3 separate regions of the Mus musculus genome follow, and all the other regions are linked to region 2. A link is a loop called in an ENCODE intact Hi-C map of the cell type or tissue named here. Cell type or tissue: heart. All regions are shown on one strand. Each heading gives the region's core, and the rest is flanking DNA. Links, peaks and the distances in the headings are about the cores only. Region 1 holds the start of Zfp764 (zinc finger protein 764). Region 2 overlaps Itgal (integrin alpha L). Region 3 holds the start of Fbrs (fibrosin).

What was found. Hi-C counts contacts between places; a loop is a spot of excess contacts. Peaks named below come from ENCODE experiments on the same cell type or tissue, not always from the same donor. Only the 100,000 strongest peaks of a DNase experiment are listed, where the experiment ranks them.
Region 1: it touches region 2 in a loop (2.1-fold over the local background); 2 of 42 quality-filtered maps call a loop at or near these places.
Region 3: it touches region 2 in a loop (2.0-fold over the local background); 8 of 42 quality-filtered maps call a loop at or near these places.

The regions. Positions count from the first base shown.
Region 1 is chr7:127,403,531-127,409,372 of GRCm38, reverse strand. It overlaps Zfp764 (zinc finger protein 764), which reads left to right and starts at 2,551. Exons shown (of 3, transcript NM_146203.4): 1 at 2,551-2,952; 2 at 3,094-3,207; 3 at 3,714-5,705. The coding sequence starts at 2,769. The coding sequence ends at 4,711. In heart, for the core only: CTCF peaks have their summits at 1,458 and 2,551; DNase peaks (open chromatin) are centred at 2,502, 2,862, 2,932 and 5,072; H3K4me3 peaks cover 1,200 bases; H3K27ac peaks cover 906 bases.
Region 2 is chr7:127,305,940-127,311,781 of GRCm38, reverse strand. Itgal (integrin alpha L) reads right to left here. Exons shown (of 31, transcript NM_001253872.1): 10 at 5,061-5,134; 11 at 4,836-4,968; 12 at 1,446-1,597; 13 at 1,019-1,156; 14 at 367-564; 15 at 109-239. Among named protein-coding and RNA genes, the nearest start is that of Itgal, 13 kb to the right of the region's middle. In heart, for the core only: a CTCF peak has its summit at 2,753 (motif pointing left); no DNase peak of the experiment used is centred there; H3K27ac peaks cover 256 bases; H3K27me3 peaks cover 264 bases.
Region 3 is chr7:127,477,035-127,482,829 of GRCm38, reverse strand. It overlaps Fbrs (fibrosin), which reads right to left and starts at 3,872. Exons shown (of 18, transcript NM_010183.2): 1 at 3,185-3,872; 2 at 2,715-2,894; 3 at 1,928-1,963; 4 at 1,812-1,841; 5 at 1-47. The coding sequence starts at 3,631. In heart, for the core only: a CTCF peak has its summit at 4,981; DNase peaks (open chromatin) are centred at 2,859, 3,959, 4,379, 4,869 and 2 weaker places; H3K4me3 peaks cover 3,238 bases; H3K27ac peaks cover 2,399 bases.

The DNA of each region.
Region 1 (5,842 bases), core at 385-5,384, 98 kb before region 2:
CTACTGCTTCCCAAGATCATTTCTACTGTCCCCAAGGTCAAAGGACCATAAACTCCAGTAGATATTTTATAACACTGAATTATGGGGGATAGAGTAAGTGGCCAGCTCCATAGCAGCACTGTCTGTTGTAGCATGAATTAGAACTGCACTACTCAGTTGAGGTTTTGGGTCTGTATGTTCCTCCTTGGATGACAATGGACAAGCAACCCATATTTTGTTCCGGTGTTGGGGTGGGCTCCATGCCCCAAGGCCATTTATCAACCCTAAGTCATTACCTTGAATATCTCTCTTCACCTGCACTCACCAGTCCAATGGCAAACCCAAACACATTGCCTGCACACCCCCTAGAAGCCTAGGCCTTCTTTCTGGTTCGTATTTAGAAGAACCATTGCCCTTAGAGATGCCTTGTTCACACTTTTGTTGCAAATGAACATATTTCCCACAGTGAAAGTGCCAAGCATTTTGAGATTTGAGACCTTTAGTGGCTTGGTCATAGTGTCTTTGCAAATGACTGCATTCCCTGCAATTGACACACTGGGCAGTTTGATATTGGAGACCCCTAGTTACACCTTGACCTTTGATATTAGCATACTGCACCTTAGAACTAATATTGGTTATTCCCCTTATCCACTCATCCATAGCTGCTGCCCGCACCTTTAATGTTTTGTTTTGTTTTCTTAACATTTGGTATTTGAATTTTCAAATTTTAAGGTCTCTATCGATGCCTGCCTCAATTCAGGGTCTGGCAGGGCTTTGCTCACAGCTGAGACTCATCTTTGAAAGAAAAATCAAATCTCAAATCAGTGAAGGCTTCTGCAGAGCCTTGGATACGCTTTGTAAACAAGGTGGACCTTTTCTCAGGTTCAGCTTTATCCCGAGTTCTTCAAGCTGCTAAGCGGCAGTGTTCTACGGCAGCACCATTACGTTTGATCTGTTTTGTATCTTAAAGTACTGCCTTCAACTAGTAACTGGTCTTTCCCCATATTCATTCTCTGTGCTTTGTTTCACTGTTCAATACTCACATGTCCTTCCTTCCACCATGTTAACCATTGCAACAGTGGGTGGACCCTAGTGCAGCTGCCACCAATCCCTAACAAGCTCGGGGAATATTTGGGTAGCCTAGTTATTTAGAATTTACACAAGGCATATGCATCCCATATAAAAACAGTGGCCTCTTTAAACTGTCTAAGATCAATCATTTATAGGGCGACATCCTGTTCACCATAGCCTTGTTCCACACATTAGAAGGTATATGCTGTATGAAACTGGGGGAGCTGATAGCGATCTCATAACCCTGGGTCACCCCTCCTCCCACTCTGGTGGTGCAGTTGGTTGGGGATTAAAACTATTTTCAGGGCAGGAGAGATGGCTCAGTGCTTAAGAGCACTGCCTGCTTTTCAAGAGGTCCTGAGTTCAATTCCCAGCAACCACATGGTGGCTCACAACCATCTGCAATGGGGATCTGATGCCCCCTCTACTGGTGTGTCTGAACACAGCTACAGTGTACACCTTTTGCTCTCTTGCTCTCTAACCCTCTTCTGCTCTGTCCCTTCTCTCCTCATTCCCCTCCCCCCTCCATGTGTTCTATTCCACTTCTCTTTTCTCTCTCTTTCTCTTTCTTCTCTTTTTCTCACCTTTCCTTCTCTCCCTCTCTCTCTGTCTCTCTTCATCTGTCTCTATTAAGCCATCAACTCTCCACCCCATGCCTTAAATAAACTCTATTCTATACTGTACCATCATAAGCTGGTACCTCCGGGGGGAAGGGAGGACTCAAATGAGCTCTCAGAGGCACCCCCTTCACCTACACCACACTGTGCCTCCACCAACATATCCCTGGCTTCTTTTTCTTTTTTTTTTTTATAAAGCACAAACAGCTCTGAATGATGACAAATAGGATAATATTCCTTTCATAGGTAGGTATTCTTATATTAAAATAACAATGAGTCAGACTTAAATCCTTACTGTGAGTTGGACCTCATTCCTCCCCGGACTCTCACAAATGGCCCAGAAATCTTAACTCCCTGCTAAGAGTGAGGCAAAGAAATCCAGATGGGCAGGAGTACATTTAACCTTTTAGAAGATTGGATGGTCTGGAATGTCCCAGGTGTCCTGGCTGATCAAAGATCAGCTCTGTGATCTCTGATCTGTATCAGGAGCAGTCAGTATTCCTCAACTAGTTTGAGATTTGAAGACCAAGCTGATAAAACCACCACAACTGGAGGCCTGCTTCATTTAATAGCTTATTAACAGGTCTCCCTCCACAGGCTTGCTTCTAGCTCCGAGATGAACACTGACCACAAATAAAATACTAAACATCTATTCACAGGCCGCTTCCACCTAGCTGACCTTGAGAGGGCTGTGGGTCTTCTGAGACCATAAAACCCTCCCTGTATGTGGTCCTCACAGGCAGGCAGTCTCATGTGGGCCTGTCTGCCTGGGATTTGTTCTCAGACTGGCACTTGTAGACTCTGTGGCCATTTTTGATGAGGGCTGGAAGAAATTGATGCAGGAAGTCAAGTAATGCAACCCTGGGCAGGACCGCTAGGGAGCATAGTTCCTGAGATGCCGCGCCCAAGTCCACATTTTTACGCGGTCTTCCTGAAATCTCCGCTGTGCTCCTATCAGTTTTCAATTTTCACCTACATTAAGGTGCCCACAGACCTGGTTCCTGTCCCTTTTCAGCCCTGGTACCCGACCACGGACACCGTGAACTGAGAAGGCAATCCCAGGCGTGCGGGGCTGACCCAGGGACTGTGCGGGGAGTCCCCATGGCGCAGAGGATGGCCCGGGGAAGGGCCTGGGCTCCGCCTGCGTCCTGTAAACCCGAGGCTGTGAGCTTCGCGGACGTGGCCGTGTACTTCTCCCCGGAGGAGTGGAGGTGTCTGCGGCCGGCGCAGAGAGCCCTGTACCGAGAGGTGATGCGCGAGACCTATGGTCTCCTGGCCTCTCTCGGTGAGAACCTTCCTGGCCGCCTGTGTTCGCGCCTCACGTGACACCGTGGGTCCTGCGTGGCAGCAGAGAGACCTGGGCACGGGCGGTCGGAACCAAGTGGGTTGTCCTCTTGACTAGTGGGTTTGCTATTTTTCCCTTCAGGACTTGGAGGCGCCAAACCAGCACTCATCTGCTGGGTGGAGGAAGAGTCCGAAGTGTGGGGACCCTGTGCACAGGATCCAGAGGTGGCCATGTGCAGGACAGAAGTCCACTCAGGTGAAGGACTGGGTACTTGCCTGGGGAAACTTCTGTGTTGCCAGCCTGTGTGGTGTCTTCTAGTGACTGCACTTACTGCCTGGCAGTTTCTTCTTATTTTGCTGTTTCCTGGCCAAAGCCATGATGGCTGGCTCCTGGATTCATCTGAAAAGGGGCTGTGATTGTTCTGTCCAGTGCTCTCACCTCATATCTACAGGGTCATTAGGCTGTATAGGTTGTAGCCCCTCGTTCCCACTTCTTCTCTGCTACTATCTCTGTGACTGCGTTCTGGAGTCTCCTTCAGTTCTTGCTGTCCACCTCTGACAAGTGCTTCTTAGACAACTGCACTTGGGATTGGGGACCACACAGACCCCTTTCTTTATGCTGCATCTGGACATCTGTGCACCGCACATGCTCAGATGCGGTGGTCTCTACCGTCCTGTGTCCAGTCTGTCCCCATGTGGCGCTGTGGAAATTAAGGGGCAGTAGAAGTCAGAGTCTGAGCTTTTTTCATGGTCTCCCAGCAGATTGCAGGCACGAGAAGGAAAGGAAGAGACCAAGAGAAGAGACTGAAGCAATGCAGAAGACATTTTCTCCAGAACCTGGGCAGAAGGAGCCACAACTCTCATTTGCTGGCTCCGCTAGTGGAATTCAAGCCACGGTCCTAAGGGCAGACAAGCGTCACGGGTGCCATTTGTGTGGGAAGAGTTTTGCCCAGCGGCCCACATTGGTGGAGCACCTGTACACTCACACAGGTGAAAAGCCGTTTCAGTGCCCAGACTGCAACAAATGCTTCGGCCGGGCTTCTTCCCTGACCATGCACCGAGCCATACACCGAGGGGAACGGCCGCATCAGTGTCCTGACTGTGGGAAGAGTTTTACCCAGCGGTCCACATTGGTGGCACACATGTATACTCACACAGGTGAAAAACCATTTTGTTGCCCCGACTGCAACAAATCCTTCAGCCGGTCTTCTTCCCTGAGCTCTCACCGGGCCATACACAGAGGGGAACGGCCTCATTGTTGCCCTGACTGTGGCCGAGCCTTCACACGTCGCTCTGGCCTCATTGCCCATCTCCGTATCCACACTGGGGAGAAGCCTTACTGTTGTGCTGATTGTGGACGCTGCTTCAGCCAGAGATCTGCGTTCCGTGAGCACCAGCGGGTGGTACACAGTGGTGTGACCCCCTTCACTTGCACTCACTGTGGCAGAGCCTTTGCGGATTCCAAATATCTTCGGCGCCACATGCGCATCCATACAGGTGAAAAGCCTTATTCATGCCCTGATTGTGGTCGCTGCTTTCGCCAGAGCTCTGAAATTCCAGCCCATAGGAGGACCCACACTGGCGAGCGTCCTTACCCCTGCCCTCAATGTGGCAGGCAGTTTCGCACAAAGTCAGCTATGACAAGCCACCAGTGGGTCCATAGACCAGGAGCTAAAGGCCATAAGGACAAAAAAGCCCGTCAGTTATCTATATCCCTGGACCCTAGACAAGAGGACCCGGATCCACCTGTGGGCTTCTAGCATTACCCAGAGATATTCAGAAAGTGTGGGTGATGGTCTTAAAGGCGTCAACATAGAGGGTGAGATATGTACATTGTTTGAGGTCCAGAGGGTTGAACCTATGTCATCTTCCGGAAGTCACAGACGTTCTAGGTACTGCTGGTCTGGGCACCGGGTACAGTCTTTTTGGTGATTTCTAGATGCATCTGCACACACTCCGGATGTACTGTCGTCTTTACATCTATTGGGCTGGGCTGGGCAACCCTACTAGAGCTCCATGAGAAGCGAGGGCCTTTTCCTGGCTCAGAAGTATTGATAGGCCTGAGGATGAAGAGAGCCTCGTTGAAGTCATTGTGTCTTTAATGCAGAGGCTAAAGTTGATGGCTCTGTGTGGGTTGAGCCAGCTGCATTCTCCGGGATTGAGTTACTGGTCAAGAGCCCGGTGTGGTGGTTCCTGCCTGTGATTCCCCCACTGGGGAGGTAGAGACAGGAAGATCAGAAATTTGAGACCAGTTTGGGTCACCTGAGACTGCATATAAACATAAATGAATTTATTTATTTATTAATAACTGTAATTAATTACAGTTTAAAAACCAAAGTATCTATCACATGTACCAAAGGCCCAAGTTTGTAGGTTCTCTGGAAAAAATCCAAAATATTCAGCCCAGCAAACAAGACAGAAGAGTTCTGTGGTCCATTCTCAGCACTCCATACACTGTGTGTGCTGGCACATGCTTGCTTGCAGCCCTTGGTAGCTGGTGGCACAAGGATGTTCAGAACTTTAAGGCTGCCCTCTGTCACAGACAGACAGACAGACAGACAGACACACACACACACACACACACACTCGAGGTTCAGATCAGATCACAGCTACAGCTCCCATGAGTTGATTTCAGCATTGGAAGGAGAGAACCAGGTCTGGAAGACAGTGGATTTTAGGATTTTCTCAATCAAGGAGGGCTTGTATAAAATTGGATGGCATAGAAGGAAAAATAAAGAAAGAAACAAAAACCCCACAAATGATTTCTGCTCCTCATTTGTATTTTATGTTATGGCTTTTAAAGTTCTTCCTTGCCTATCACCTTTTTTGCCTTTCCTCTGTGCCTGGGAGAGGAAGCAGCTTGAAGAATACTCCAAGTCAGGAGGAGGCCC
Region 2 (5,842 bases), core at 619-5,618:
CTGCTGAGCCTGGGATAAGACATGGAGACCCAGAAGGAAGGCGAGCCCCAGGGGCTCCTTGAAGGAAGAGACTTGTGATGTCAGGGCGATTCAGGAAACCCATCTTACCTCAGCACAACCACCCGACCCTCAGCTCCTACAACCACATCTGCCAGCCTGTCCCCTCCAAGGTCCTTCACCCCATGGATGGAGCGGCCAAACCACCGGATTCCTGGGAACACCTGGGCTCCTTGTATACGCTGGGTGCAAGAGAGAAATGGATGGTAAGCCAGGAGAGGCCAGGTACAGGAAGTCAGGCTCAGACTTAAGCTTGGAGGCTTCAGGGTGTGTGGGATCCCAGTTTGATGGACAGGCAGAGTACCTTACCTGGCTTGGCTGGGGACTGAGCCCACCAGGCTTCCCATTGAAGATGTACACAGCCCCCTGCTCCTCCAAAGGGGCTCCCACAGCCACATCAGTCAGCCTATCCCCATTGATGTCCGTCAGGGCAGTTATGGCGGCTCCAAACCGACCAAGCGGGTAGCCAGGGTCACCCTGTAGCTCTGAGACCATTTCAAACAGCGACTGGGAAGGAGACACACATTAACCTCTCAGCCACAGCAAACTTCCCCAGAATGTGGCATTGTGGTAAATACACTAGAGAGCACAAAAGAAATGTGTGGCCAGGCCCCTCAAGGCATCAATTCTGTCAGGCTGACCTGGGCTAGGTACAGCACAGTTTGTTTTTGTCTGCTTGCCCTGGTGACACTGAAGCATGACAGGAGTCTCCTTAGCCTTGTGCTCCCATTTGTAACATAAGAATTGTAGATGCTTAGAAGATGGTCAAACAACAACATGAGGCTGTGTGTACGGGTGCTTGGCACCCAGTCTTGCACAATAGACCACAACTATAAGCTGCTGTTTGTTGTAAGTGTGGTTGGCATAGTGGAGGAGAAGAGCGCTTCAGAATAGCCCAGACCTGAGCAGGACTTCACACCTTCACCCTGCTCTGCCTCACTGCTGGGGTCCCAGTTCTCACCTGTCTTCTCTGGTAAGTGAACACTCGGCCTCCTCTCTGCTCCCCAAAGAACAGGGGTGCTCCAATCAGCAGCAGCTCTGCCTCGCCATCTTGGTCCAGGTCAACACTACATAGTTCCCCACCAAAGTAAGATCCGATCTGTGAGGACAGCAAGACATCTGAGGAAGAGTCAACGAGGCCAGGGAGAGGTGCAGGTCCTCTCCGACCCTACAGCTGTACCGTGTCCACCTCCCCCACCACCTCAAATGCAGAATCAAGTCCTGAGCTCATGTGAACTGAGACACATTGGGCCCCTGGAGCCTCCAGAGCTTATGACAGAGTCGGGAAATGGCATTTACCTCCCAGACTGCTCTGAGCAGCAAACATGACTCATTCTACACACGTACCGTGTTTGCAGGACACAGCAATCTACTCATGCCACTCTCACCTGAGTCCCTTCTATCTTCTGGGTTTGGTTCCAACGTCCTCCAGCCTCTGGGGCTTGGAAAAGCAGTACTTGTCCCACATGCTGGTACCGTGGGGCTCCTGCTGCCAGCAGGGGTCTGGAGCTCCGGGAGGTCATCCAGGCCACAGTGTAACCTGATAGAACAGGGGAGGCATCTGGAGTTAGAAGCGCAAAGGCTGCTGGGAGAAAGAGAGCCCAAGACACTGAGCTCACAACCGCGATGCACGGAAATAGCCAGACGACATTTTACCTGCGGGGCGGCCATATGCACTGCCGCCCCAGCACTGTTCAAGTGTGAACAACATGCTCACCCGGGAAGCAGCCAGCCATCTATCTGCTTTGGACACAGTAGATCTGCTGAGGTGTGATTGATTTTGCTTCATGTACATGAGCGTTTTACCTGCATATACATATGTGTCCCATATGCATCCTTAGCAACCATGGAGACCAGAAGAGGGTCTCAGATCCCTTGAAATTGGTGTTACAGATGGCTGTGGGCCACCATGTGGATGCTGGGAATCAAACCCCAGTCCTCTGCAAGAGTAGCCAGTGTTCTAAATCACCAAGCCATTTCTCCGACCTTTTAGTTAGACAACCAAAGAGGGGAAACAAGCCCTGGACGTGGGCAATATTGTCTCATGCTGAGCTCCTGGACGGAATAAAAACAGTAATCAACCTACAGATGAATGGAGACCTACCTCCAACTCCTGCCACCATGGCTCCACCACCGTGTGCTGTGCCCCTTCATAAACTCTGAGCTAAAATTAAACCCTTCCTTCCTTTTGCTAGCTTTTCAGATCTATTGCCTTAGCAACAAGATAAGTAATTTATACAATATGCTCAGAAGAAGAGGGCAAAGAGCTGGGCATGAAGGTGCACGCCTTTAATCCCAGCGCTCAGGAGGCAGCGACAGGCAGATCTCTGAGTTCGAGGCCAGCCTGGTCCACACAGGAAGTTCCAGGACAGCCAGGGTTGCACAGAGAAAGCCCTGCAGAGTTGATGTGCACACTGAAAACAAAGAGCTGATGCATGTTCGTACTCCAGGGCCAAAGCAGGGGATCCGCCAGTCCCACGCCAGCCACTCACATGAAAAGAAAGGGAAGGGAGGACACTTGAGAAACTTCCATTTTAAACAAGTTAGCTCAAAACCCTTTTTAAGGCTGGAGAACTGGCTCAGAAGTTAAGAACACTGGCTGATCCCCACCCCCTCCCCAGAGAGAACCCAGATTCTAGTCCCAGTACCTATAGTGGCTCACAATTCCAGGGTATATGTCTCCCTCTCCTGGTTTTCAAGGGTACTGCATGCATGTGGTACACAGGAATACATGCAGACAAAACTATACACATATAATAAAATATATATAAATCTCTCTCAGAATCAAAAATATTTCCACCAAGATGGCACCGAATACTAAAAAAGAAGCCCCCATTCTTCCCAGAGCTGAAACCAAATCCAAGGCTTTGAAAGTTACACAAGCAATGCTACATGACAGCCACAGCCACCCGAAGATGATTCTCATGTCACTTTCTGGTGCCCCAAGCTACTGTGGCTCTGGAGGCAGAAGAGCCCCCCAGGAGAAACAAGCCTGGCCTACACTGTCAGCCAGCTCCCCTGACCACTGCATAGGCAGAGGTACCTGTAGGTGACAAGACCAGAACAAACAGGCTATGGAGTCCTCTAAGCCACTGCTGTGGCCAAGGTCACTTGATAAGCTTGGCAGGAAGAAGACAGCACATGCCCCCAGCTGCTGCTCCAGGTGTTGCCACAATGAATAACGCAAAGTAAATATGGTTCCAAGCTCTTTAACCACAGCACTCAGGAGGCAGAAGCAGGTATATCTTTCAGTTTAAAGCCAGCCTGGTCTACATAGTGAGTTCAGGTTGGGAATTTTGGTCACTGCCCCCACAACATGCGCGCGCGCGCGCGCACACACACACACACAAGTAAATATGGTTCAAGATTCTGATTCTATTTGCAGAGCAACTGAAAACAAGCAAATCAGAGGCAAAGAGCTGGGAGAGACTGCACCTCACCCCTGTTCACTTCATGTACCCATGAGGCACACACCTGAGGAGAGTCCGAGACATGGCTCAAATCTCAGTGTTCTGACTTTGTAGCTGTATGGCCTGGAGAAAATCATCCCATGTCCCCTCTCAGCCTGTGCATAATCTAGACAACAAGAAAGAGAGAGACAGACAGACAGACAGACACAGACACAGACAGAGCAGGGACAGTACCAGCTGAGGCCCCATGACGGCCTGGGAAGAGCACCTCAGGTGGCCCAGAAGCCTAGAACAGCGCAGGGTGAGACCTCAACAGGGCATGAACAGACCAACGCTGGCAACTCTGACCAGACAGACAGACAGACGTGCTTCTTTTTCTCGGTGCCTAGCATGACTTTTGGTTGGTTGGTTTTGGTTTTCCGAGACAGGGTTTCTCTGTGTAGCCCTGGCTGTCCTGGAACTCACTCTGTAGACCAGGCTGTCCTAGAACTCAGAGATTGGCCCACCTCTGCCTCCCAAGTGCTGGGATTAAAGGTGTGTGCTCCTACCACTTGGCTGATTTTTTTTTTTTTTTTTTACTGTATGTGTGTGTGTGTGTGTGTGTGTGTGTTTGCGTACACTTGGGAGGCCAGAAGAGAGTTCCTGGAGCTGGGGTTACAGGTGGTTGTGCAGTTACCCAGTGTGGATGCTGGGACCTGAACTCAGGTCCTGGGCATGAGCAACAAACAGTTAAACTCTGACCTGTCATTCCAATCCCCCCACCCTCCCCTTCCTTTGAAGACAGAATCTCTCTATTTAGGCCATGATGTCCTCTGAATTCACAATCTTCCTGCCTCGACTTCCCAAATGCTGAGATTACAGGCCCGAGCCATCATCGCCATGCCTAGATGAAAAGAATCCTTGAAATTAAATAAAACTGGGCTGTTGAGAAGGCTCAGCAGGCAAAGGCTATTGCCACCAGAGTAGATGGTCTGAGTTTGATCCCTGACCATCAAAAATGAACACACATGGTAGGAAGAAGAGCAAACGCTCACAAGACGACCTCTGACCTCCACACATTCCCTGTGGCATGCTCATACAAGCTGGTCTAGAATACAAAACAGCTTGTCTAATTAAAAAAAAAAAGTTCACACCTGTAATCTAGCATTTGGGACGCTACGATAAAAGGATTGCCGTGCGTTCCTGGCCAACCTGGACTAGGAAAGACTCAGACTTTCCCCTCCTGAGAGAGAAAGAGAGAATGAGAGAGAATCCACTATTATTTTGAAAACAGGTTTGAGCTACTCTCTGGCCTCTCCAACCAGAAATACAAACAAACAAACAAATAACAATAACTACAAAAACCCAGCAGAAAGGCAAAGTGCTCACCCAGGTAGCCCCCTCTCACATCTGAGGTCAGCGGTTCCTGCCCAACAAATGTGGCACCCTGCAGGTCTTCACGCAGGTCCAGAAAGCCCCCGGCCCAATCCTTAGCCCCAACAGCTCCCACAACTGCATGGCCCTGCTCAGGGAAGGAGAGGACTAGGGTGAGTGCTATCCCGAGCCAGCTGAGTCAGTTAGATCCCTCAGCACCCCTCAGCTCCTCCTGTGCACCTTGCTGAGGTCTGCGCTGATCCCGCTGGAGGAGAGTTCCATGTTAAAGGATGTCAGGTCCTGTCTGTTTGTGCCTGAGGGACAAAGGAGACCCAAGGAAAAATAAGAAAGGAGATATTTGGGTGAACAGTGAGCAAAAGGCACAACATTGACCTTCGAACAAGGTAGAAAGCATAAACCTGAGTGTCACAGTCATTGTATTTCAGGGATCTGACTCCGGCAGATGGCCCCACATCTACACGAATACAGGCAGTGATAAGTGTTCTCAGACTATTCTTTTTTTTTTTTTTAATTGGGGGCTAGACATTGGGAGGAGGCATGGGGGGTGTTCTGGAAGGAGCTAGAGGGTGAGAGTGGGAAAATAATTAAAACACACTGTATATTGAGTCTGGACTGACAGTGCACACCCTTAATCCCACTACTTGGGAGGCAGAGGCAGGCGGATCTCTGTGAGTTTGAGGCCAGCCTGGTCTACAGAGTGAGTTCTAGAACAGCCAGAGCCCAAATAAAATAGAATTTTACATATGTATGAAATTCTCAAAGAGTAAATAAAATAGTATGTATGTTTCAAGAGTTCTACAGTTGAGGGAAGTGATAGAATCTATCTATCCTCTGGAACCAAAGACCAAATAAACCTTCAATCTGTAAGCAGCCTTGGCCATAGGGTTGCATCTCAGCAATAGAGACAAGGTTATTTTAGGACAACCAGCCTTTGGTGCTTTGTTACAGAGGCCACGGAGACTAACACAGCAGCTAAGTTTTACATCCATGAATAGCTGGTA
Region 3 (5,795 bases), core at 1-5,000, 170 kb before region 2:
TTGCTGGTCGAGACAGTGAAGGAAGGGTCGAGGTCATCATCTGAGACCTGGTGAGAGGCAGAGCAGGGTTAGGTGTTGAAGACTTGTCTAGGTCATCAGCCTAGCTGTCATCTATTGGAATGTTGTTGGCTTTAGGGGACTTAAGAAGGGAGTAGGCCACTGAGGCCCAAATTCTGCTATGCCAGAGATGGTAAAGATGACAGCAGATCAAAGTAATGTCAACTAAGACTAACTGCTGGAGAGCTGCAGAGATGGCTAAGTGGTTAGAACTAGACCCAAGTTAGATTCCCAGTATCCATGTCAGGTAGCTCACAACGGCCTGTAACTCCAGGTTCAGGGGAAATTGATTCCTCTGGTCTCTGTAGGCATCTGTACTCACTCATACAGACACATATACATAATTAAAAAGTAATAAAAGAATCTTTTTTGTTTGTTTTGAGATAGGGTCTCAATATGTAGCCTTGGCTGGTCTCAAACTCAGAGACCCGCCTGCCTTTGCCTCCTGAGTGCTAGGATTAAAGATATACATCATTATGACTGGTCCTAATAATCTTTAAAAAACAAACTAGACTAACTGCTGATTCAAAACACTATCTGGCCTGCTGATATGTATGGTTTGAAAATATTAACAACAACAACAACAAAACCCAAAATGAAACAGACAAACCAAAACCAAAATGAAGTAACAAACCAAACCCTTAAAACTGATCAGAGCTGGAAAGCCCATGTTAAAACACAGATGAAGGCCTTTTGACAATACTCCCCTATTCTCATGTAGCAATAATTAGTTAAAATTGGATAGTGACCCCAGTCCTGTAGGTAGACCACAACCCTTTAGCTCACCATAATCACTTTCTAAAAACTGTGAGAAGGAAAAAAAAAAAGACAAGCCTCAGGAGTATAAATGTAGTTTCTTATGGAAGTAAAGGGGTGAAACACCACCGTCAAGGGCACATGATCTCCCAACAGTCACTAATGAGAAACTGAAAGAGCTTTCCAGGATGGGTATCTGCACTCATCAACCATGGTCTGATGTCCTCACTACAAGACTCTAATCATACAAAAACTGCTGCCGGGCGTGGTGGCGCATGCATTTAATCCCAGCACTCGGGAGGCAGAGGCAGGCGGATTTCTGAGTTCAAGGCCAGCCTGGTCTACAAAGTGAATTCCAGGACAGCCAGGGCTACAGAGAAACCCTGTCTTGAAAAAACAAAAAACAAAAAACAAAACAAAACAAAAAAAAACCCATGTGGGTGGAGGGGTGGCATGTTTGGAGAGACAGATCAGCAGTTAAGAGCCCTGGCTGTTCTTGCAGAAGATCCAGGTTCAACTCCTACCACCCACATGGAGGCTCACAACTGTCCAGTTCCTGAGGATATGCAGGCATACATGCAGACAAAATACCCACACACAAAATTAAAAGCAAAACACAAACCAAACAAACCCTCAAATCAAACAAAACCAACCAACAACCAAAAAATAAAAACAAAACCAAAAAAAAAAAAAAAAAAGCCCAGGGTCATCAAGATAGCTCAACAGGTAAAAGCACTTGTGACGCCTGATGGCCTGAGTTCCACCCCATGTTAGAAGGAGAACTGACCCTTCAAAAACACATGGACACTGTGGCCTCACCTCTCAACCCAATACCTTTTTCTTCTCTCCCTTCCTCCTCAAAACTTAATTCTGGTTCAATATGCCCCATGTTCCCATTTAGGAAGGATGTCTATTGTTTGTGGGAGTTGTTCAAACTGCAGGCTGCTTGCTTAAACCCCCACAATAGTGCCCACCCAACAGCTCCTGGCCCCACTCACCCTCTCATCCAGATCACTTTCTGCGTCACACTGAGAAGATAAAGAGAAAGACATCAGGGGATAGGAGAGGGACCCAACAGGGAAGGGATGGGCCATTACAGGTAGGTGACACTTACTATATATCCAGCTTCCAGAGAGTGACGGGAGAAGGCCTGAGAAAGACCAGAGTCCAGAAGTAAGGGAGGCTGACTGACCAAGCAACTGTACAAAGCCACTACTCCCAGCAAGACCTTCAAGAGGACTTAAAAGCTACTCTCCATCATGCTCTTGTTTCTCTGTTTACTTCCACCTCCGCTACCAACCAGCTTACTATTTTCCTAATACTCTAGGTTCTCAAATCTTAAAACTGTATTCAAAACAACTTTTCCTCACTTCTTTCCTCAGCAAACTTCTGACTACACTGGGGCCCAAGACGTTCTAGGGGGCTTTCCCTAACCGCAACCCTCTGCCCATCCCCCAGACAGAATGAGTGGCTTCCTCATGTGGGTTTCTGTAGCACTTTGCCTAGATCTCTCCCAGATCACTGCCTTACACAGCTGCTCAAGCTAGTCTAGGTGCTTGCTTTTTGGCTGTTTCTTTCCCCTTAGGCTGCCACCAGCTAGAGGAAAGGACAGGACATCTCTTATTTATAATTCAGCTGTCTTTGATGTATCTCTTGAATTATCAGCTTGTTAGTAGTATACATAGCACAAGCAAAAGCAAGTGAGTTTGACTCTAGTTAGGTCCTTCAGACCTGGATTGGAGATGGGGCTGCTGTCCAATTTGTTCTGCCTTCCCCTGTGCTCCTAGACACTAGGATTACTGCTGGGATCGGCAGTTGTGATGCTCGTGGGAAGTCAGTCTACAGGAATGATATATTCCGACTGAACAAATTGGAAGGACTGGAATCTGGGACATGCTCACCTCTTTCCTTCTTCGCTTATTGGGCCATTTACGGGGCCTATCCCCAGAGGGTCGGCCAGGCTCACGGTCTGAGCTGTCCCCTGGTTCCCCAGTGGCCCCACTGGAGCCCCCCCTCTTCCGTTTCCCAGAATGCTTCAGCCGATGTTCCAGTCGTTCTGGGGGCTGAAGAGATGCATCCTTCTGTAGAAGAGGTGGTGGAAATGTGGTTGGAGAAAGAAAAGCTCCTTAACTCTCTAAGGGTGACCAAGTTACTCAAGTGCCTCTCAAGCAGGGGAACCTAGGTAGTCCCCAGACACTAGCTCTACCTCCTCCCACCCCAGGGTGGGGCAGAAACCCGGCAAGAGGAGCCGGTTGCTCTGGTTTGGGGTGTCACCACTGCCCCCTCAACCCCATCCTCTGTAAGGGCTATACCCTTCTCTCTGCCCTTCTGACCCACCTCCCAAAGACCCCCAAATCCCATTAGGGCACACCTGCAAGGCCTCAAGGCTGGCAAAGCTAGCGATGGCAAAACCATCGATCAGGTCTTCCTCCTCTTCCTCCTCCTCAGGCTCCTCCTCGGCTTCTCCGTCGTCTGCGCCCCCCTCTTCCTCCTCGTCCTCTTCCTCTCCGCGGCTGCCCGAACCGGCAGGCCGCTTCCGAGCTCGCGGTCTCGGGGGTCGAGGCCTGGGTCGGGGCCGCCGCCGTCGTAGGCCCCCAGGCCGCTCTCCAGATGAAGCTGACGACCAGGGACGGGCGGGCGGCGGCGGTGACGAGGAGGATGAAGAGCCTCGCGGGGCGGCCAACAAGGCCCGGGGCGCGTCACCGCCTGGACCTCGGCGGCGCCGCTGCTCCCGATCACGGTCTCGCCGCGAGCAGCGTCTCCGTCGCCGCTCCCCTTCAGCTGCCCAGCCCGGGCCTGGGGCCGCGGCCGTCTCCATGGTGACGGCCCTCAGCGCCGCATCCGGAGGCGGCGGGGCCCGAAGCGGCCTGTCCACAGGCCCCGGGTCGCGAGCGCGGCGCTGGCGCTTGCACAGGGACGGGAGAGCTCCGGCTTCCTCTTTAAAACAGGATCCGCTGGCCTCTGGCTTGCCCCAAGGCCAAGGCCCAGAGAGCCGGCGCCGCCCCCGGGGCGACAAGCCTGAAGGCCCCCCCTGTAGGGCTGGCGGGGCCGCGACGACTAAAACTGGGCGGCCGTCCCTTTAAGGCGAGGCCTCAAATTGTCCAGCCCCCGGCCCCTTTAAGACGACTCCACCGTGTCCGGCTGGTCTAGTGCGGTGGCGGCCCCGTGCCAGGGGTCGAGGCAAGTCTCCCAGAGGAAGAGGAAGGACCACCCCTTTAAAAGGGGCGGAAAGCACGACTTCCCCTTTAAAAGTGTCTCAAGTCCTCCGGCTGAAAGAGGCCACCCCTTTAAAGAGTCCAGAGGCCTTCAAACAGCGAGTCGTCCCTTTTTAGAGAGCGTAGCTAAGTTTCTAGCCCTTCACAGGCTGTCACTTCCCCTTTAAGATGAATTTAATGAACTTCTTGCGTGGGGCAGGAGGTAGGAAAACTCCACTTGCCCCAATTCTTCCAGCAGGAGTTGTTTGTCAGCTTCTGCTGTCCCCTTTAAGACTGGCGTTGGAGTCGGCCGAGTTCGGTACCCACCCCTTTAAGGAGATTTAACGAGGTCTCCGCCTCCCGTAGCCTTGAAAGGTGCAAGGGGGCGGAGCCTGCCGTCCAAAGTCCCGGATGTGAGGCAACGGTGACGGATAGAGCTTCTCTCTCTGTCCTCCGACATAAAAGACTCTTCCTCCTTTCCTCCGTTCCTAACCGGCTTGTAGCTAGAAGGATCCGGAAAGGCCACTGGACAGTGAGGAACTCCGCCGTATCCTCCTGTTGTCTTCTTCGGCGTCTACGGCTCTTCTCCACCAGAACTTCCCTGCCCCTCCTCCCTCTTCCTCCTCAGCCAACGCCTCCTTCCTCTCTCCGCCTCCTTCCCCCTCCCTCCGAGGCTCAGTCGTTTATAGGTTGGCAAGTAAACGTCAATGCAAAGGGCGGAGTCAAAGTCGCCGGAGTGCCGGACGTAACAGCCTTCAAATGTGGGATTGGGTTGTCAGGTTAGCCCCGCCCTCCCCAGGTCTTGTGACTGGACTGGTCCGAAGTAGGTGTTTGGAGCAGTTCCTTAGGCCACCCGCCTCTTCCTGCTCTCTGTTTATTGGCCATCTACTGAGAGACAGTGCGAGGCACTGGGAGGTGGTGCCTGGAGTGGTAGGCAGCAGGCCACTGGTAGGCGTTAGGCTGTCCTAGGTGCGCTTTTCTGGTGTGTAGTGGCTGCCTTTTTGCCTGTTGGTATTTCGCGCAAGCGCATGGCGCTAATGCCTTCTGCCCGTCTTTGGGCGGATCTGTCTACCGTGGCGTCTCAGAAAACCCAAGCACGATCCGCGAGAGTCAGAGGTGGGGCGGAGACCAAGCTCCCAGTGGCCGTCCCTTCCTGTGCTCAACAATAATAAACACTTTGCACTCCAGTGCGAAGTACTCTCTCACATTAATTCACTTGGTAATGAGTTCCGAGGTAAATATTTGCTCTCCGATCCATTTTACCAAAGGTATCTGTATACAAACTGCCAGGATTCTAGCTCCAGAGTGAAGGTCCTGGCCACTGTGCCACCAACTGCAGCACTTAGGTTGTACCACTCTGATCTGATTGTTTAATGTATCATTAGTGTGTGGGCATGATGTATGTGAGGGTGCGAGTGCCATTAGATGTATGTTGAGACGAGAGGACAACTTTGTAGAGTCTTCAACATGTTCATGGGTTTTGGGGATCAAACTCTGGTTACTAAGCTTATGTATGTACCAAGCGCTTTTTCAGTGGAGCCATCTCACTGGCCCTGGCTGTTCTTTTAATGTGGACATTTCCTTGACAACCCTTGTTTTCTTGTCGATATAAAATAGTGATAAATTCCCTAACAGACTTTGTGCCGGTCGACTCTCTATGATAGATTGTCCTAAGTTGGCGATGGCAGCATTTGGGAGGAGTAAATAACATCTTCAAGGCCTTAACCTGTTCCAAGGCCTTTTCATTCTATGATGTAAGAGTTGTGTATCCATGGTATACATAGCACC